Regions from separate parts of the Mus musculus genome. Here region 1 is linked to region 2. A link is a loop called in an ENCODE intact Hi-C map of the cell type or tissue named here. Cell type or tissue: heart. All regions are shown on one strand. Each heading gives the region's core, and the rest is flanking DNA. Links, peaks and the distances in the headings are about the cores only. Region 1 holds the start of Bcl9 (B cell CLL/lymphoma 9). Region 2 holds the start of Acp6 (acid phosphatase 6, lysophosphatidic).

Region 1 (10,655 bases), core at 975-8,974, 68 kb before region 2:
CTGTGGGGGAATGAACAGTTCCTAGGAGTTTGGACTGTGCTGTGATGCACGGGACTCAAATCCTAGTCCCTCACAGTGAGAGCAATCTTGGCAAATCGTTAAATTGCCACATCAAACTGTCATCTAAGAGCATGGAGAGATGGCTCAGTGGCTGAGAGCACTACTGTGCTCTTCCAGAGAGAGGACCCGGGTTCAAGTCATCGCATTCATATGGTGGCCCACAGCCTTTTATAACTCTAGTTCCAGGGTGTCTGATAGCACCCTCTTCTGGCCTCTGTAGGCACTGCACACATGTGATGAAGAAACATACATGCAGGTAAAACACCCATACATATAAAAAAATTTTTAAATATTTTAAAAAATATGTCATCTAAGAAACAAGATGGATTCTTCTCAATTATAGTATTTAGGCACGCTCATTAGGGACAGATGAAACAAGAGCTTTTGTCCCTTTAATTTGGAAATGGGTGCCCTTGGCCAGGTGGTAGTGTTGCACACTTCTAATCTCAGCTCTTGGGAGGAAGAAGCAGGCAGATCTCTGGAGTTTGAGGCCAGCCTGGTCTACATAGCGAGTTCCAGCACAGTCATGGCTACATACTACAAAAGAGAAATGTTGTCTTGAAAAACCAAAAGAGGGAACTGGAAGAGATGGCTTAGTGGTTAAGAGTACTGACTGCTCTTCTGAAGGTCCTGAGTTCAAATCACAGCAACCACATGGTGGCTCACAATTATCTGTAATGAGATCTGATGTCCTCTTCTGGGGTGTCTAAAGACAACTACAGTGTACTTACTTACAGTGTATTTATTTGTTATTATAATAATAAATAAGTCTTTAAAATAGAAAGAAAAAGACAAGAAAAGGAAAAACCAAAAGAAAAGAAATAGGATTCCCGGTAGAAAATCCTGGTCTGTTGAGGAGTTAAGAAGTCAGACTTGCAGCATCCCAGCCTCGAGGTCACTATGTGTTTATGGTCCTTATGAGAAGCAAGATTCAGTGCAAGGAGTCCAATCGAGTCTATGAAAAGCCTGTATTTTTAGCAGTCTTGCCATTTGGAGGAAGAAGGATTTCACAGAGTTGCTGGAGTAGCAAAAACATCACGAGACTTCTGTTTACAAGATGCTTTCAGAAGGATCTCTCCGCTCTCCACTCGTGTTTATACATGCACAGTCTGTCAGGCCCTTCGACACCAAAGGCAGGCTTTTGTCCAGCGAGAGCAGATGTGTGGACGTTAGAAAACTCAGAGAGCAAATACTCCAGTGAAAGAAACTATTGAGCAGAATATATGATATTTTAAAACGCATTTCTGTCCTGTGTGTAATATAGCTAAACTAACATTACTGTGGAGCTGCTAACCTTTACATTTCCTGATTTTTTTTTTTTTTCTTAGCGTGCTTAAGGTCTTGTTGCGGTTGCTTGTAGCCTGGAGTTGTGCGTGTGTGATCCTTGTCTTCATTTTCCTTCCAATTCAGTAAATCATTTTTGAACTTTAACACATGGTTACAAGAGAGTTTAATGCCTAGCAAAGACAGGTTTTTGTTTTGTTTTGTTTTTTGTTTTTTGGGTTTTTTGGCTTTTTTTATTTGTTTGTTTGTTTTGCTTTAAGTACATTATTGTCACAGTCTACCCTTTAGGTACATTATTGTCACAGTCTGCCCTTTAGCTTGTTGTCCAGCAGTGACCTGATCTGGAATACCCGAGTCATGCTGGCTGGTATTATGTCAACTTGACACAGCTAGAGTTATCTTAAAGGAAGAACTCAATTGAGAAAATGCCTCCATAAGATTCAGCTGTAAGGCATTTCTTAATTAATGGTTGACTGGAGAGAGCCCAGCCCATTATGGCTGGTGCCATCCCTGGTCTGGTGGTCCTGGGGTCTATAAGAAAGCAGGCTGAGCAAGCCATGGGAGGCAAGGCAGTAAGCAGCATACCTGGAAGTTACTGTATCGGCTCCTGCCTTCAGGTTCCTGCCCTGTTTGAGTTCCTGTCCTGACCTCCTTCAGTGATGGTCTACAATGTGGAAGTGTAAACCAAATAAGCCCTTTCCTCCCCAACTTACTTTTGGTCATGATGTTTCATCACAGCAACAGAAATCCTAATGAGGACAGAAGTATTTTGGCAGTGGTTTTCTTTTAGAGGAATCCAATCTATATGAGTCAAGACCCTTCCCTTACATTAGCAATCCCAAATACTCTTACATACTTCTAGTTTGATTGTCTTTTCTCATAGTCACACGTGATCTTTTCTCTTTTAGAGAGGTTCGTAGCTATGTGGAATCTAATTTCTAAAGCCAAAAGTTGACAGCTCCCTACCCCCAAACCCTTCAACTTTATTTCTTACGTGGACTCAATTTGCTCTCAGGTTTATATCATTTAGACCTACCTGACTCTCTTTTAAACTTATAAACTCAGTCTCAAAGAGAAAATATCTTGCCACAGTTGTTCAGATTCTAAGCCAGGGAGAAACTGTATGGAAACCCATATGGCCAGTTGTGAGTTTTGCGAAGATTGGAAAGTAGTGAGTGAACTTTATTATTTAGCGTTCTATTATATACCATCCTTTACGACAGCACTGCTCCTTAAAAGGGTACCACAGGAAGGTTCCCTATTTTATATAGAGAAAAGCGGAGGCAGTAGTGGCTGTCCTGGTTAAACCCATGTAGGTCTTTTGGCTATGTTGCTTGCTTCCATCTTCGGGGAGACTGTACATTCTCAGGTACACAGAATCCACTTAACTGTTAGAAACGCTTTGGACCAGTGCACAGAGTTGCAGGAGAATCCTTAAGATCAACTCCGCAAAGTACAAACTCGAAGATTAGTAGGGTTTTGTGGGGAGGGCAGACAGTAACGATGGCTGGTCAAGGCAGTAACACGGCCCCACAAAATAAGGATAACAGGAATCTGAGCAAGGCGCATTAACCAAGATGTGAAAAAGTGCTACCTAATGAGCTAACATCTAACTTCACAGGGGTAGTGCTGAACGCGTCGCCCTCGAATTCTCAACATCAAAGCTCTTCCAAAAAATAAAATTAAGTGAGTGATACTGTGGTTGGGAGAAGACCTGGAGGCCGGGGCAGAAGGTGCTCTCTGGAAACCATAGGTAGTGCTGGCCAGGCAGGGCGGGGCGGGGCAGGGCCCGAGGTGAAGGAGACCTTGCTCTAGCCACAGCGCCAGCAGGACCCCAGAGAGTCTGTTCTGGGAAGAGGGAGAAGAGTGCAAGCCGAGGGGACCAGCTTTCCAGAGGGAAGAAAGCCCTCACGGGCAAAGGTAGAGTGGACACCTAGGGGCGGATGGGTGGGCTGGGGGAAGCAAGGCGGAATCGCAGTGGAGAGGTGCGAGGAGGTGGCATGAAGACTGAAGACTAGGCCCGACCCTGAACGGCGGGCGAGTGAAGGAAGATCGGTTCCTTCTGCAGCTCCCAGTTAGTTTCTGTCAAAGATGGCTAAATTCCACTCTGCCCTTCCCCCTCCCGCGCCTTTTCTAATCCCCTTCGGTGGCTCCAGTACTGCTGGAGGCCATGGGGAGTCTGGGTGAATGAGCGCCGGGAGGAGGGTGAGGAAGGAAGAGAACCTCCCCGCCGCACCACCCGCCCCGTGGGTCCTGCAGGAGGATCTTTTAGTTGAAAAAGAGGGTTCTGTGGCTTTAAACCGGGGAGTGGGCGTCACCGCGGGGGGACCCGGTGACTAGCCGGGGCGGGGTTGGATGGGAGGGGTCATGCAAAGCAGAAGGCGGTGCCGTCGGGGCGGGGCCGTGGGTGGGCGGGGCGCGGGCGGCTTCTCTTGAGCCAGGCGCGGGAGGGGGCGGAGGCCGCGGCGGGCTGGTACCATCGATCGCCTTCGGGGAGGGGGACGGGTGCCATTCCCCCGGAGGGGGCGGGCCCTGGCGGCGGCGGGGCCAGGGCCCCATTCCCCGCCGGGCGGGCCGGGGGAGGGGCGCGCCTCCGCTCGCGTCCGAGGCGGGGCCCGCGGTACCTTTCGTGGCACGGTGCGGCTGGGGGAGGGTCGAGGGGAGGGGGAAGGGGCGGGCCTGGGAGGGGGAGCCGGAAAGGGGGAGGCACCGGCGGACAATGGAGCCTATGTGTGCCTGCGGGAGTGGGACGGCGCCGCCGCCGCCGCTGCCGCCGCCGGGGGGAGACGCTGCGCTGCTGCTGCCGCTGGTCCGGGCCCCGGCCCCCCGGGGCTGAGAGCAGCCGGGGACCGCAGCTCCCGCCCGCGCTCGCCCCTCCCCCTCTCCGGCCCGGGGTAAGTGGCCCCGGGGAGGGGGAGGGGCGGGCCGGCGCGGCGGGGGCCGGGTCCGCGTGCGCGTGTGGCCGGGGGGCCTCCGGGGGTCGGGGCGCTGGCTTGGCGAGTTGAGTCTGGAGGAACCTGTTGGGGGAGGCGGGGGAGCCTCGGGAGCTATGGGAGAGACCGGGGCATCTCTCGGGGTTTTAGAGGTTGTGTCCCAAAGCTGTGCTTGGAGAGGTTACCTGAGGGGAGATGACCGTCTCGGGGTCTTGGGATGGAGGGGCGATGGAGAGGAAAGAGCGCGCGAAATTAGGAATTTCGGGTTGAGTTTGTAAGACCCGGGAGATGCGTAGAGGGGAGAAAGGGGACTCCGCAGGCCAGTGACTTGTTGAAGGGTTGGGGGAGGTGAAAGCCTAGAGGAATGTCTTGAGTTGTAAAGGGTTCCAGCAGGTGAGTTGGCGACGAATGAGTTAGGTCACTGAGTCATTGTGAGGGTCGTAGAACACACCAGTGGTTTTCAAATTGGAACCCTAGAGGCTGGCTGGCCTTTGAAAGTTGCAAAGACTATTAAGATGTCACTGGTAAGTGTTGGGTGAGCTTGGTGAAATGGAGTTATCCTAAGGAAAACAAGTCGCAGAGTTGGTGGTTAGTCCAGAGGGAAGGACCACGGCCTGTAGTAGTACTGCTGGGAACGTTATGTTAAAGCTGCCAAGGATGAGAAAGAAAGCTTGAAATCTGTCCCCCAAGAGCCTTAGTCTGCTGGAGGTAAGGAAGGGCGTTTTTTTAAATGTTAAAAGAGTTATTCTGAGGCCAAGATTGGAGTCAAAGTCATTAGGTAGGGTAGTGAAATGGATGCAAATATGCCTCTGTGGACATAATCCAAGGCAGGATGCAGTGGATACAGAGTTACACTTTAGTTAAAGCAAGAACAAGTCACCCCCTGACAGTGACGTCAGCGGCCATGTAAAAAGTCAATTTGATGGTGCATTTGTTAGCGTTTGATAAACTGTGGAATTAAATGGTTATTTTGGCGACAGAGACCTGGGCTCTTGTGTAGGGAACACAGTGATGAATTAGTTACAGGAGGTGAGGAGTAGGTAGTGAAATAGTCAAGATGTTGGGAGGTAAGACTTGTTTAGAACCTGTGACTTGGAGGCTTTTAAGTCTGGTTGGTTTGAAAGTTTTTGACTGGACACTAGTCACCAGGGAGTTTATCATGAAGAAGTGTTTGTGTGCAAATCTGATGGTCCTGGGGACCAGTAACAAAGTCTTCTCTCTTCTCTTGAAAAGGCCTATACTATTGACAGGGATGGACTAAGAAGAGGGTCTCTTAGTTCCGGTGTTGCAAACATGCTTTGAGGAATGTATGAGTGTGTATATGACATTTGATAGCTTTATGACCTAGAAGTTGGATATTGAGCCTTGAAAGTCTTTGTAATCAGTTGCTGGATATAATAATTTCAACATAGATGATAGTTGGATGGGAAAGTCATTGGCCTAAAGATGGAAGCACAGTTTCTGTATAGTTTTCTATTTATAGAACAAGTATCATGGAACTGGCTCTTGAGCAAAAGGAATGTTTTGTTCTTGATTCCAGTTAGCCAGCACAAGCCAAAACAAAAACCAAACCAAAACAAAAAAACCCTTATATATATGGAATTTCTTCTATGGGTTATTTCCCCGTGGCCTTCAGAAATACCTGCTGCTGTAAACTCAAAAGGAAAGAAAATGCTAGGGGGGGAAAGACCCAGTGATTTCGCAAGCATTGTAACCAGCTGAATATTGGATCATGGTGACCTGGCACAGTGGTGAAAAGCCTTGAACTTGGAATCAAGATGTAGCTCTCTGGATGACTTACTTTGAACAAATCTCTGGTGTTTCCTGGTGTGGCTGCTTATGGAGTGGCGACTGCCTGCTCCAGCCACTCGTAGCTGCCTTCCAGTCTAGCCAGTTAATGCCTGTCCAGAAAGTTCTTTGAACGGCCTCTGAGGATGAGTGATTATGTAGTATAACTTTTTAAAAATCCTACTGCTATCTCACTAGCAGACCAAATTCAACTTTCTTACAATCACAGTAATATGGTTAAAGAACAAAAAGGGGAGTTCTGTACACTTGTTTTGTTGTCCGAATTTAGGGTTTTCTATTCATTTTGAAAGATTAGTGTTTACTGAGAGGACAGTGAGTTTGATGGTAATTGTAAATACTGAGCATAAGTCAGCCCAGAGTATGAGAAGGTAGATGCTGGCCTAGACTGCAGGCACCCTGTGTTGTGTGGCCTAAGGCATAGTTCTTGGTTTCCTACCTAGTCAGTCCTCTTCGGCCATGGGATAGTGTGGGTGGTCCTATTCTCTGCTCTCCGCTTCAACTAATGTGATAGCAAAGTCTCTGGACGCTTTTCTTGTTCTTACTCTGGGGTTCTTAGTGTTTTTCTGTCCCAGTACTCTGCAATAAAACAATACAGCGTCCCATCTGAGAATGTTTCCTAAATTCACAAGATGTAAAACATAGAAGTACAGATGAGCTGTCAAAACGTTCATGGTAGCGTGGTAATGTGTGCCTCTTTGTCACACACAGAATCATGTCTAAGGAGACTGGTTTTGAAGCAGTGACGAGGGAAGAACATGTGTCATTACATTATCGAGTCTTTAACTAATGTGATGTGGTGCTGCTGGCGGCACAGTCCCACTATTGCCGATGCTACGCCCACTGTTGAAGGCTGCACTAACTACGTTACTTAGAGATTAGTCAAAATGCTGGTCTGTGTTATCCCCTGAAGGCTTCAAGCCACCTCTCCTTGATTCCTTGGGAGCTGTGAATCATGGAGTTAAGAGCTACCCAAGTCTGATTTTTGAAAGTTAACTTAAGGCTGCTTACACTTTGGGCTTTGTGATATTTTTAAGTAGCTTCATTATGCTAAGAACGGACGAAGAGACCACATGAAAAACCAAAAGTCATTTTGCACCCTGTGCTGGCCGTTCCTGGTTGTACACAAGGGTAAAAACAAGACCTCAAAGGATGCTTTTGTTTGTTTTGGTTTTTCCAAGTTCCCATTACATATGTAGTTCCCTAGGTTTCCTATCCCTTTTCTCTGACTTGTACTTGAAGTTTTAAGGGGGTTGCCTCCTTTTCCCATTTTTGACTCATTTCTTTCTTCCCCCAGGTGCCCTCCATTCGGCCACAGCAGTGGGGAGTGGGGAGTTTTCCTTGGAGTTGGTGTGAATTTGCATATGAACTTTCCCTTTCTTCTTGTCATCTTAGGACTTGGATGTGAGACTAACTGGTGTCACTTCACATTGACCTAACCATTCCTGTGTGGTGAGGTGACAGTTCTCCTTCCCTGTAAGCTCCTCCCCGCCCCAATGTAGAAGACAAAGCGGAGTGGACCTCTTGAAAGGTAAAAGCCTTACCTTAAGCTGCAACTTGTGTGACATCAGCTTGAGCATGTTGGAGTTTTGTCTCTCTGGGGTTGCTTATAAGGTAAAACTGGGCTGCTCTTATATTTTTCGGCTAAGCCATCTTTCCAGCCCACTGAGCTGCTCTTGATTCTAGAAGTTCCCCAATGTGCAACTCATCTAAAGCAGATCCAAGTCACAACTAAAAGTGCCGCTCCCCTGGGTTTTGTGTGACCTGGGCCTTGTGTTTGCCTCGCTGCAGAAGGCGGAGGAGAAGAGCAGACTGGGAGAAGTAAAGCTGGTGTTTATCATGTCCCCTTGGGTTTGTGTGAACGTGAGCTAAGAGGAGCAAGCTCACTGTAATACATCAGTCAGCCACGTTTGCTGGGTTTTCCTGGGTACCAGGTGGTAAGATGATGATTGACACCATCCTCGGGGAGTTCCCTATCTAACTATAGCAGTGACACTGTTTTCGAGATGTTAAATAGTAAGGGTAGTGCCAGGGCCCTGGCTGATGGACAGGGGAGTAGCTGGCGCTCTGGGAAGACGTCACAGAGAGGGGATCACTGTGTACAGTAGTACTTTGGTGGCTGCTATTCTTATGGATAGTACTTCGGATTTACTTTGAACATTTTAATTTTGTCAGAATTCTTTAGCTTAATAGGAATTTTTGTTTCCTTAAAGTTTAGTAGCCATTGGAGGACAATTGATGGCATTTTTGCCCCATGAATACTAAACCACGCAGCAGTGTTTTGTGCCCCCTGAGTCATTTGTTCTCCTCTATAGTCTAGAGAGAGGTCGGCTCTTCCTTTTGTGTGCTTGAAGAAGCCCTTTGGTTGTTGGCAAGCCAGAAGTTAAGAATGAGCTAGGAATGGAAACTTAAGACCTTTTGGTTCCACATTCTAGGATGCTGTGCCTTTTATGGAGTAGTGGTCATAGCGCAGAAATGAAATTTGTTAAACATGACATAGTTCTAATAAACTTGACTCCTTGGAGCAGGAAAGGAAGAGTGCATCATGGGAAGAGCTGAAGCTGGAATCTTGATTCTGAGCTCAGTCAGTTTAGGTTGTGATTTTACTTGAAACTTTGCTGATCCTATCGAGTGCCCTTTTAAAGATTCCCTAAATAATTTGGCTCTCAATCTTCTAGAACTTTGTTTTCCTTTGAAATCACAAAACTAGCTTCTACCATGAAATGGCTCAGCCTGTAGAGGCTCCTGTGCCAAGTCTGACAATCTGAGTTGAACTTTCAGGACCAGAACACTTACAGTGGAAGGAGAACCGACTCCTACAAATGTTCTTGGACATCCACACATGCACCATGGCACATGCACATGCATGCACACATAGATTAAATACATAAATAAGTATAATTTGTTTGGGTCAAGTGTTATAATTCTAGTCTACAGGGACTGATGTTGAAACTCTTACAGGCTACCACCATTCCTCAGTTCAGCACTTCACTCTGCACACAGTAGGCACTTAATAGAAGCAGGGTTGTTTAGTCCTAAGCTCCTAGCAAAGTATGGAGACACATTTTTCTTGACAGCTGTTGCTGAGTAGAGTTGCAGCTGTGCAGAGGGAGTAGCGGTGAGCAACCCTAACGTTGTAAATTCAGACGTATGCCTGGCATTTTATCTCTTTGCACCTTCAGAGTCAACGTCCAATCTCTGTACTAGGAAGACGCATAGAAGCAAAAATGTGGGCTTTCTCTTTTTTCATTAAATGCCTGGAATTTCAAAAGTAGAAAAGTTGATCGTATTTGCACTTACTGTCTCATCCCCAGAGCCTTGAATTAGCTACATGTACTGTAAACATCCTTTAACGTTGATTGTTTGCGTGTGAGATGGTGGTCTCCTATTTAAAACCCCAGAGGAAGTAGGAAACCCGTTTTTCTCTTACGATGCTCAGTGGTTGTTACATTGATATTGTTGGTGTTTTCAGATCTACTTTGAAATGCCTACCCACTTTATTCTCTTCTAGGTGAGGGTCACCTTTGAGGAAGGCGCTCTGACTCCTCCTCACCCCAGGATGAAGTCTGCAGTGTCGTGACCCTTGGGGTTTCGGTGAGTAGACGGACGGTACCATGGGAACGTGCCTGGCTTGGGAGTGAGAGCTTTACACAAAGCGTTAGCTTTCCTCAACAGTTGATATTTTTCTTTCAATCACTGGGCTCTGGCTCCCCTCCCTAGCCTTTAGCAACTGCCATTCTCTTACCTGCTTCTGAGTTCAACTTGTTAAATGTGTATGAGATCACATGGCATTGGCTTATTCAATGTCCTCCAGATTCATCTGTGCTACTACAAATGGCAGGATTGCTTTTTTAGGCCAAATAGTCCCAGTGGCCGGGGACTTGCCATAGTTCGTAAATCTACTCAGTTCTTAAGTCATCAGTGGATAGATGCTTGGGTATATTCTGTATCTTAGTTGTTGTTAAGAAGTGTGCAGTAGCTGGGCAGTGGTGGCATACACTTTACTCTCAGCACTTGGGAGGCAGAGGCAGGTGGATTTCTGAGTTCGAGGCCAGCCTGGTCTACAAAGTGAGTTCCAGGACAGCCAGGGCTACACAGAGAAACCCTGACTCAGGGGGAAGAGAATTGTGCAGTGAGGCTCAGGTGTTTAATTCCTAGACTGGGGAGGCAGAGGCAGGTGGATGTCTCTGAGTTCAAGGATAGACTGGTTTATATGGAGCGTTTCAGAACAGCCAGGTTACACAGTAATACCCCTGACTCAAGAGAAGAATAAAAAGCTCCTGTGAGGGAGGACACTCTTGGCCATACGCATTTCCTTTTCTTGAATAGTAGCTTTTGAACAAATACCTACCATTCTAGGCTCCTTAGTAAATGCTAGGAATGGAAGTGAGGAAAATTAATGAGCCATGGTCCCCGCTTCATGGAGCTTAGAGTCTAAGAGGAATGCTATACAGGATCGCATGATGGTGTACACAGTTAGAAAACCTGAGGAAACCCCAAGGTGCTATGAAGGATTTCATGTAAGTGGATGGTTTTAAGGGATCCTCTCTGAGGAAGAAATGCTTGACCTAT
Region 2 (10,655 bases), core at 1,134-9,133:
CAGATTTACACAAAGGCAAACACACACACAACCATCAACAAAAGAAAAATAATAACTCTTAAAAGAAAATTGGGTGATAGCAATACGTAGAATATAACTTAATGTGACTGATTCGCAGCAAGGGGGAAAAGACAGTAAGAAGCAAATGTAAGGACAAAAGGAATGGAAAGCTAACAAAAACTACATACGGCCAACAGCGCATGTCTATTGTGAAGGGGTACAGATTCTGGACTACACTCTCTGGCTTTTAGAACTTGCCTAGACAAGTTCAAAGATACAAGCAAGACAAAGCTCAAGAGAAGTATACCACCCCTAAAGTGAAAATTTTCTCCCTCGGGGCATCATAAGGGGATAGTGGAATGAAGTGGACAGGTTTCCGGTAGTCAGAGCAATGGGTTCTGTGGGACTGTTTGTCCCTGTTCATTCAATTTAGTACAAAGATCCCACCATATCACAACCCTAGGAAGGCAACGTCACAGTGGGATGGATTGGTTACATCCCATGTTATATGTATATATGTATATATGTATACACACACATACATACATACATACATACACACACACAGAGAGAGAGAGAGAGAGAGAGAGAGAGAGATCTCCTGACCTTCCAGGATAAGGTCTCAGGAAACAAGCAATGAATGGCCTTGTACATAAGGCATCACAGGAATTTTTAAGTTGCCGAACTCTGAGCCTCATTCCAGGCTAATCGCATCTGGGATTTTATGGGGTGTGGTGTCCACTTCTCAGTGCTATAGTGCCCAGATACTTCTAAAGCACCAGAGGAGAAGTGTTCTTGCAATGCTCAGATACCCTGTACCAATTAAATCTGAATCTCTAGGAGGAAGACCCAGGCATGATTTTTTTTTAACACGTATGAACGTTTTGGCAGCATGCACATCTATCTGAGCACACATGTGTCTGGTGGCCACAGAGCCCAGAGTACAGCGGAACCCCTAGAACTGAAGGGCTCCATTCAGAGAAGCCATGCAGGTGCTGGGAACTGAAGCAGCATCCTCTACAAGAGCAGTAAATGCTCTTAACTGCTGAGCCATTGCTCCAAGCCCCCATACTATCTCTGAAGAATTCAATATCCTGCCAGGGTTTAGAACCCAGTGGAGTGAGGAACTGGCACATCCTTCATAGATCCACCTCGGCTGAGCTTTGGGCAGGAATTAAGCAACACAGCAGGCTTCCCAGCTCAACCACACTGTCAAAGGCAGACAGGAACTTAACAAGGGACTGGGCTAGGCTCAACTTCATAAGAGTTGAAAGACCTCCCTACCGGGGGTCACCTTGCCGCTGTCTGGAAGAAGCCTGGGGGAAAGTTTAAAGTCGAGTTCAAAAGTTTGCTTGAAAGTGAATTGGGAGCTACTCTGAAGGCCAGAAACATGTTCAACTAAGTTCCATGATTTTATTTCCAAAGCACAGATCAACTGTTACCCAAACCGATAAGAAAACAATTCAGCCAAACTTGTATTGTTTCGAACAATGCCTCTTTGTAAGGACCCGTGAGAAGACTGACCTGATGACAGCACGCCTGTCTATAAACCAGTCAGAAATCAGAAATCGTAGCAAAGGTAACTTTAGTCTTATCATTGTCGCTGTGTAGTCTGTTCTGACAAGAGCAGAATAAGGAAGGCTAGAAAACTCAATAACCATGGATTTTGAAAAGAAACCTTGAGAGACAATATCCAGAAACAGGTTCAGATATATATATATACATACACACACACACACACACACACATATATATATACATATATATATACACATATATATACATATATATACACACACATATATACATATATATACATACATATATATACATATATATACATACATACATATATATATATATACATATATATATACACACACACATGATATATAACATATATTCATATATCCTATTATATTAGAGTCAGTCACAGGAGGCTGATGGCATTTCCTCACAACCAGAGCTGGCTCCATCCCAGGCTTTTATTCACAGAACTTTATCCAAGAAAACCAGACGTGCTTTCTGCCTAGGGCTGGCGAGAGAACTCGCAGCTAAGCGTGCTTGCTCTGGGGACAGCAGCCAAAGCACCGCCACGAGGAGCAGAACCACCTGTAACTCCAGTCCCAGGAGAGCCAACGGCCTCTTCCAGCTTCTCTGGCCTACACACCCACACACCCCTAAGTCTTTTTTAAATTTAAAGTAGCAGCCTACAGTCTGCCGTGTATGAGTGGGACGTTAAAGCAACGGTCCTGCTCATTCTACAAAGCAAGGCCATGGAACTACATTCTCCACAGTTTGGAGCTACAGGAAGAAAAGCTAACGAAGCTGGGATTATTGGGAGCTTCCACCATAAAGGTGTAAGATTCCCATCACACACCAACTGGTTCACACACGTACACACACACTCCCTGGAAGGATTTAAACCTTTTTTTTTTTTTTTTTTTTCCAATTCAAAGAGGCAGGAGTAATGTAATGAATATCTTCCCAGTAATGAACTGAGTGGGGTTGGTTTTCTTCCCAGTCCCCTCAACAAAGAATGGGGATAATTTGTCAGTGAAGCCAGTCCTATACTGGAATCCACCAGTTCTATACTGGAATCCACCAGTTCTATACTGGAATCCACCAGTTCTATACTGGAATCCACCAGTACAGGCTGGTATTGATAGGTATTTGCACTGTCTATATACACTGGGTCTAGATCCAGACAAACTTTTATTCTCTGCTATTACTGCTAACTTTGTCTAAAACATAAATATATCTCTCTAACACTCTTTAATAAGAATAGAGAGAGAGGAGGGGTGCAAAGAGGTGGGCATGTGTAGACAAAATGATAAGACAACCTGAGAGATCTAATGTTAAAGGCGTAGAGTGGGTTGCAGTGCCAGACAGAAAGTAGTACAGCCATAGGAACAGGCTAACTGGAGACCTGGTAAACAAACACCTGCTAAAAGATATTTATTTATGTGAGAGCTGCCCTGGTTGCTTGGCTTTTTCATGTGTAACCCTCTTTAAAGACCAGATCTTGGGTTGAAACTATAACTCACAGCCCTTCAGGAAAACAGAAATGACCATTAAGAGTATTTGCAACTGAACAAATACAGACTCCATGGGTAAATTCAACCCGGGGTGTTAGGGACTTCTGGTGCCCTTTTCTTGTATACTGTTAGGGGTTATTTTTTAAACAAAAAGCTAATTATTTGTGCTTTAATCATAATTATCCTGACTTATAGCCACAAAATTAGTTAATTAACTTTCCCTCCTTCTTACCACAAATCCTTTCCAGATTTCTAAACCTGACCTTAAAGAACCCCAAGATACAGTCCTTGTCCGCAATAAGACTTCACAAGATCTCAAATGGTCTCTGGCAAGCCCACAAGAAAAATCTGTATTAAGATCTGGTTCCAAAGGTGCCAGCTTGCTCTGTACTGCGGAAGCACTAAAGGTATCTCCTGGTACAATGATCTCTGTTATTAACAACCAGGCACTTACAAGGTCCTTGAACTCAAGTTCAACCACAGAACTACGAAACGTGACCCAACTCCACATCCGCAGAATCAGAATCTGCATTTAAATAAGAACCCCCGCCTGGGACATTCTTATGCATCTTTGAAAAGTTTCACTACACCAAGCAACTGAAAGTTTGGGGGGCAGGGGCTGCCCTAGCCAGGAAGGCTTACACACCACACCGGTGGTTTGGGATGAGCATGGGATGATGACTCCAGGCCACAGCCTGAGGGCCAGTCTACTGTTGTTTCCCTCTGGTCTGGACCCAGCCCGAGCCCCGACGGGGGACGCTAAAGTGTGTCCCCAAGAACCCCTCTGTGGGCCGCCTCTCACCTGCTCCTCCAGCGGGAGAGGCTTGAGCGGACTCCGTGCCCCGTGTCGAAACACCACCTGCACCATTTTCAGCTCCAGTAGGTTGCGGTCCACCGGACGCTGGCCATTAGGAGCCCGCTGCTCGGCCAGGGCCACCCGCCGCTGGTGGAAGCAGTAAGCCAGCGAGGTCAGGACACCCACGGGGACCCACACGCGCATGATGGAGGCTGTGGAAGCTGAGGGCTCCGCAGGCAACGCGGCTCAGCAGCTACTCAGAAGTTCGCGGGAACTGGAGGGCAAGTGCATCCAAGCTCTCAGAACAAGCGACTCTAGCGGGGCGACCCAGCGACAGTCAGGCCGGAGGTGGAGAGAAAGGGGTGGGAGCAGAAAGATTGTCTAGTAGTTTAAGCCTAGCGTCTGCCGGCCGCCCCTACTGCATGCAGGCTCAGTCAGGGCAGTTACTTGGACCTGAAACTTGCACTTCAAACCGTGTGAAGGGGAGGCCGCAAAAGCAGAAGTTCCTCGGACACCCGGGATTCGGGTCCACATTTTATAACCAAGCTCCCCACGCAATCTCCTGACCTCCCACGGACCTGCTCCAATTAAGTCTGCGCACAGGAGCACGGGAAAGTGAGTCCTGAGACTTCGTCCGATCTGGAAACTCAGACCCGTAAAAACTACAACTTCCACAATGCTATGCGCGGCCGAGGTCCCCAGGGAGGGCAGTTCCGTCGGCCCCCCGCCATGCTTAAGGTCCCGCCCCCCCCCCCCACGCCTCCCACGTTCCACTCCCAGTCCCGCCAGTCTTCAATTTAAGGCTGCCAAGAAGCCCCGGGTAATTAAGGGATTTCGTCTGTTTTTTTTTTTTTTTCCCTTGAGGCTTTGCCTGGGGTGAGTAGGGAGGAAATGAGGGTAAGGGGAGGCAGTGTTAGGATTGGTGGGCAAGGGGAGTAGTTTGAATGTGGAAGAATTCCCTGAAGTCCCCAAAGCAAGATTACTAAAGTCAAGACCTGAAACATCTATCAGCTGAGTGCTTCCTATTTGTGAAATTCCCTTTCCCCATTTTGTTTAAGAAAATTGAGCTAGGGATGTAGTTCAGCGGTAGAGCACTCTCGGGGCATGCGCAAAGCATTAGAGCCAGCGGTTTTTTTGTTTTGTTTTTGTTTTTTGTTTTTTCTCGAGTGATTATTAAGTACTTTTTTTAGAAAATTGTGAGAGAAAAAACAGTATTTCCCTGACCGGGAATCGAACCCGGGCCGCGGCGGTGAGAGCGCCGAATCCTAACCACTAGACCACCAGGGAAGTTAGGAGACAGAGGCTTGAGAGGGAAGATAGTAGACCTGGATTGGAGCCACCAAAGAGTGTCAGGAGAGGCCTGGAGGAATGGCGGTAGTGTTGTCAACATCTGAAGGCATTCTCCTAATCTTTTAACTGCGGAACAGTATCGTGGGCTTCAACTTCGAAATGAATTTCAAAGCAAACCAGTAAAAAATAGACTTGAAGTCTGTTTGGAATGGAAAGAAAAGCAACAGGAAAAAAAAAAAAAAAAGAAAAAAAAAAAAGAACATAACACACCTTACATGGCTATGGGCTTCTCACAGAATAGTCTCAGTTTATTAGAAGCCATTTGTAACCGATTTTAGGCAAAAGAGCTATGACAGAGAGATGCTTAGTGAGAGAACAAGACACCTGTGGATGGGTCTGGGCTTCCCATAAGAGATTCACAGCAAAATGTCTTAGCAGTTACCAGATACATTCTTTTAGTGACTCTCAAGATACATCTTGGCCCTGCGTGGTGGTGCAGGCCTTTAATTTCAGCATTCAGGAAGCAGAGGCAGGCATATCTTTGTGAGTTCAAGGCTAACCTGCTCTACAGTTGAGTTCCAGGATATCCAAGGCTACACAGAGAAGCCATGTCTGGGGAAAAAGAGAGAGAGAGAGAGAGAGAGAGAGAAGCACACCCCACCCCACCTCCTTCACATCTGGAAGGGTTGCTACACTTCACCCTGACCCCTTCTGGTTTCTGGTGCAACTAGAGGACAACTTCAGGGAACCTCATCTAGATTAGAGTCTGCTAAGGTAAAACCAGGAGCCCCTGCGGTTTCTAGTGAGAGTCTCAGATTGTGGATTTACAGCCACAAGGGGAGAATGGCCTTCAGTAAAGGAATCCTTGCTTGATGACTAGTGAGAGTGGGGACCCCCTTGTCTTCTTGTGTCCCAATAGTTTTCCTTGCCCTATCCTAGCTCAGACCCACTCCTTCAACTAGGTCTTACCTCTTTAAGAGCCAGTCAAGGTCGTAGGTGAGAGAGAAACTTTGTGATAGAGTCACTGCCTCCCCACAAGAGACCCACTGTGGACACTGCTGCATTTGAGACTGAACCTTCAGTACATGAGTTTTTGGGTAAACACTTAAGATCCAAAATAAAACACAAGACAAACCGAGACCTTCAGGGGCCCTGGGAAATACGACATTGGAACCTGAGTAGTGCCTTGGAACTCCTCCAGCTGGGGAGGGTGGCCCTCAGACAGGTGAGGGAAAGCATAGTACAGTTTCAGTATAAACAGATCCTAGTATTGGAGCAGCTTCAGCCTCTTTGGCTTTCTTAGCACGCTGGAGAGCCTTCAAGGCAATGGAAGGTTGGTATCTGGCTGCCCTACTTCCTGCTGTGGTGGACAAAGCAAGGCTGGTGCACACCCTGCTCCTCTGGCATCGTTGGCAATCACCGGGTGAGCATCATGAGTACCTTTGACCCAAGAGAGCAATAGCAGTGCCATCAGGGAGTGGGGGAGGGGGAGCCACAGCTGGTGAGGCTGGCAAAGGAAAGCACTACCTGTTAGCACCCGGGAGTCCTGACAATATGTACAGTAGTGGTAGTAAGCTGAAAGAGAAAAAAAAAAGTAAGAAGTCTTTAATCCCAGCACTCGGGAGGCAGAGGCAGGCGGATTTCTGAGTTCGAGGCCAGCCTGGTCTACAAAGTGAGCTCCAGGACAGCCAGGGCTATACAGAGAAACCCTGTCTCGAAAAAAAAAAAGAAAAAAAGAGAAAAAAAAAAAAAAAAAGAAGTCTTGAAATCATCCCGAAGTGGTGGCGCACACCTTTAATCCCAGCATTTGATAGGCAGAGGCAGGCGGATTTCTGAGTTCCAGGCCAGTCTGGTCTACAGAGTGAGTTCCAGGACAGCCAGGGCTACACAGAGAAACCCTGTCTTGAAAAAAAAAAAAAAGAAGAAGAAGAAGAAGAAGAAGGAGGAGGAGGAGGAGGAGGAGGAGGAGGAGGAGGAGAAGAAGAAGAAGAAGAAGAAGGAGAAGAAGAAGAAGGAGAAGGAGAAGGAGAAGGAGAAGGAGAAGGAGAAGGAGAAGGAGAAGAAGAAGAAGAAGAAGAAGAAGAAGAAGAAGAAAAGAAGAAGAAGAAGAAGAAGAAGAAGAAGAAGAAGAAGAAGAAGAAGAAGAAGAAGAAGAAGAAGAAGAAGAAGAAGAAGTCTTGAAATCATGCTCTGGGGACAGGCAAGGAGGGGACTCTGAGACAAGCTTATTTTGACCATGGTTTTACTATAAAATAGGGCTAGTTTGAGAAACAAGTAAATTTCCCTCCAGTAAATTTTCATGAGAGTTTCACTTAATATTATTTGAAACTCAGTGTTAGCCATGAGATTAACACATACAAACACAAACACACATACACACACATTCACTGTTTTATTTCCAGTGGTGAGCATGGTGTCTGATTCATTGTGAGTACTTGGTAAGGACCGGTTTAAAAGATGATAGACCATGGCATAGGAGAAGTGGAGAGGTCGGTGACTCTTACGTCACCGTTGCTTCCTACAAGAATCTCCCAAGAAGTTTAATTTTGAGCATGGTATTAATACTAAAACAAATATCAAGGGATGTGAGGATTACTTTCCTTTGACTTTTTTTTTTTACCTTGATGGTCTGGAATCGAGGAACATAATTTGCAATCTAAATATAATGTAAATGTGATGTTTTTCCTCCATGGTGTGAGACACTGTGGATTGAAAGGGAGCAGAAACAGAGCAAAGTCAGATAGCTGTGGCTGCAGTCCAGGTACGGAACCTGGTAAGCCGTTAACAATGGAAATTCAAGGGAGGAGGGAGAGAGGGGAAGGGTCAAGGATAGCCCTGGAGTACGTGGTCAGATGATCTCAGATGATGTCATACACCTTGGAAAGAGGTGAAATCGAGGCTAGCAAGTTAACTTGGATTGTGTGTTTTATGAGGTAGATACGTGTACTTGTGAGGCATCTGTATAGAAATGCCCTCTGTTGGACTGATGACATAGGCTGGAGATCAGAGTAAGAGCAGCCAAGGAGTGTATACGCAGGGTTTTTCAAGGCTCATCACTGCAAGAGTTTGTATGGATACAGTCTTGGTGCAGAAGGATAAGGAGACGTAATGAGGCCTGAGATACGTCTCTGAGGAGCTCTCCATTCAAGACCTAAGTATGAAGGGAACTAAGAAAAATTAAGAAGGAATAGATGCCTGACGTGTTTAGTCCCAGCACTCAGAGGCAGAAGCAGACGGACCTCTGAGTTTAAGGCCAGCCTGGTCTAAATGGAGAATGCCTGTAAGGTGAGACCCTTTCTAGAACAAAAGCAATCAAAACATAAAAGAAGGATGGAGTGGTAGTGTCAGAGGGAACTGAAAATACAGTGATAATAGTGGGAGGCCCCTGGGATGGAAGGCCCTGGGATCGAACACTGGTTGTCTGTGACCAATGGAGAGGAACAGCCTGGGCAAGCAGTGGGCAGAGGTTCAGTGCGTGTGGGAGTGTGTGGGGAGTGAGTGTCGACACCATCAGGGAGGTGAGCACATTGGGAGAAGAGTTCAGCCCAATGGCGGCACTGGGAGTGCTAGGTCCCTGACACTAAGGGAGACTTAGTCTTTTGAAGAGAAGTTTGTGTTTAAATGCTGATCGGTGGACAGTGAGGGAGAGGCTGAAGACGAGATGGGATAAAGGACCCAGAAAGCTCTTAAGGTAGAACAAGATGAGAAATGACTTTAGACCACATCATTAGCATCAGATGGAGAAATTGCACATCCTCTACACCGAAGAGAGAAAGAACAGGCACCACGGGGTACATTGATAATGAGACTTAAGGAGACTGGGAGTTTCTTTACTCCACAAATCCATAGTGGATTGGTGGGAGGGTCATTGGTGTTATTAATGATGTGAAGTATATAGCCAGAACAGTTGACTACATACTACTCGCACACAGCATGCCTGAGGATATTTGGGGTTCAAGTGCGTCAATGCTATTCTAGATCTTAGTAAGTCAAGGACACCCAGTTGTTTAAGGTAGGGTAGTTCTTCAGATTCCACTCTGAGAGCTACTGATGGGGAGACAAGGATCCTTCCATTGATGCCACAATCCTCAGACTTTGAAGCCCCTTCCATACAATGGGGTAGTTGTAGAGATAATCTCTTGTGTGTTTTGTAAAAATATTCACCTGTTGATAAAAAAGAAACCTTTGGCCAGTGAGCTGAGGCAGGATTAGAAGGTGGGACATCCTGCACACAGAGAATTCTGGGAACTAGTGAGGCATGGGGGATTTGGCCCAGGAACGCTGATGGAGACAGAGGCATGAAAATAGGGCAGAGGTATCCAGTCACGTGGCAATAAACCAGATATTAAGTTATGAGTCAGTTGAAGAACATGTAAAACTTTGGCCTAGGCATTTGTAAATATATTTAAGTCATTATTTCTGGAGCTTGGGGCCAGGAGGAAAAACAAGAGGTTACAGGTAGTATTTGCAAATAGTGGATGTATATCCTCTCCTCATTTGAGAACATCTCTAGCTTAATGATAACACCAAATACAGTGAGAATGTACTGAAAGTAGTTGTTACACCAGACTACTTAAGAAATAATGACAAGAAAAGGTCAGAACATCTGACTGTAGATTTTTGTTTTTATTTTGGTTTTGGGTTTAGGCTTCTTTGTTTATTTGCTTGGTTTTTTTTTTTTTCAGAGTATTTTGATCCATAGTTGATTGAATCATTAGGCACATGCTATTTTGGATGACTGTTCTCCAGAGATCCATGTATTAAAAGTGAGAAGTAGTAAAGACTTTGAGAGGTATGACATCGTTGGCAGTCTTTAGGTGACTCGAGACATTCGCTTGCAGAGGAGCATGGGATCCACTGCTTTCCCCTTGTTCTTTGTTCCTTAGGACTTGAGGTGAATGTTTGCCTCTGTCATGTTCACCTGCCAGAGGCCCAAACTCACAGAGCTACCTGATCGTGGTCTGCAGCCTTCCAGGACCGTGAGCCAAAGTAAACCTTTCCTCTTTATAAGTTAGTTACCTCAGGCATTTTGTAATAGTGACAGAAAACTGACAGCTACAGTGCAAGACCCATGAATCCAGAGCTGGGACAGGATTCCAGTATGGAGACTTTTAACAAAATGGGAGGGATTGTCAGTAAAGAGGCAACAATGAAGACACAAGGAGTGACTGACAAACAGAACGCTGAAGACTTAGATCAAGGGTCTGGGACAAAGTCTGGTAAAGAAGAAAGGAGGAAAGGAAAGCCTTGGACAGTAGGAGAATTATGTCTTTCATTAAAGGTCACTCCTCCCAGGATAGAAAGAAAGGAGAGAGTGATAGGAAAGCTGGTGGCATTGGTAGTTTAATGTTTCCCTCGCAAAAATGTGTCTAACCAACTTGGAAAAGTGTTGAAAAGCAGTAATAATAATTGAGTGATATTACCATATGCCTAACGTTCAGTGCGTTACTTAATTAACTCTTATTGCAGCTCAGGTGGTAGATCTATCCTACCGCCATTGCATAGAGAAAGAGCCTGAGCTTAGACAATAG

Evidence for each region. A loop is a pair of places that touch in the nucleus more often than their neighbours do. Peaks named below come from ENCODE experiments on the same cell type or tissue, not always from the same donor. Only the 100,000 strongest peaks of a DNase experiment are listed, where the experiment ranks them.
Region 1: it touches region 2 in a loop (4-fold over the local background); 7 of 42 quality-filtered maps call a loop at or near these places.

The regions. Positions count from the first base shown.
Region 1 is chr3:97,220,801-97,231,455 of GRCm38, reverse strand. It overlaps Bcl9 (B cell CLL/lymphoma 9), which reads left to right and starts at 4,092. Exons shown (of 10, transcript NM_029933.4): 1 at 4,092-4,238; 2 at 7,479-7,614; 3 at 9,595-9,677. In heart, for the core only: a CTCF peak has its summit at 4,124; a DNase peak (open chromatin) is centred at 3,745; H3K4me3 peaks cover 3,547 bases; H3K27ac peaks cover 2,706 bases.
Region 2 is chr3:97,152,551-97,163,205 of GRCm38, reverse strand. Acp6 (acid phosphatase 6, lysophosphatidic) reads right to left here and starts at 4,429. Exons shown (of 10, transcript NM_019800.4): 1 at 3,841-4,429. The coding sequence starts at 4,038. n-TEctc12 (a tRNA gene) reads right to left here and starts at 5,121; the gene lies at 5,050-5,121. In heart, for the core only: no CTCF peak of the experiment used is centred there; DNase peaks (open chromatin) are centred at 2,095, 4,525 and 5,135; H3K4me3 peaks cover 3,124 bases; H3K27ac peaks cover 2,065 bases.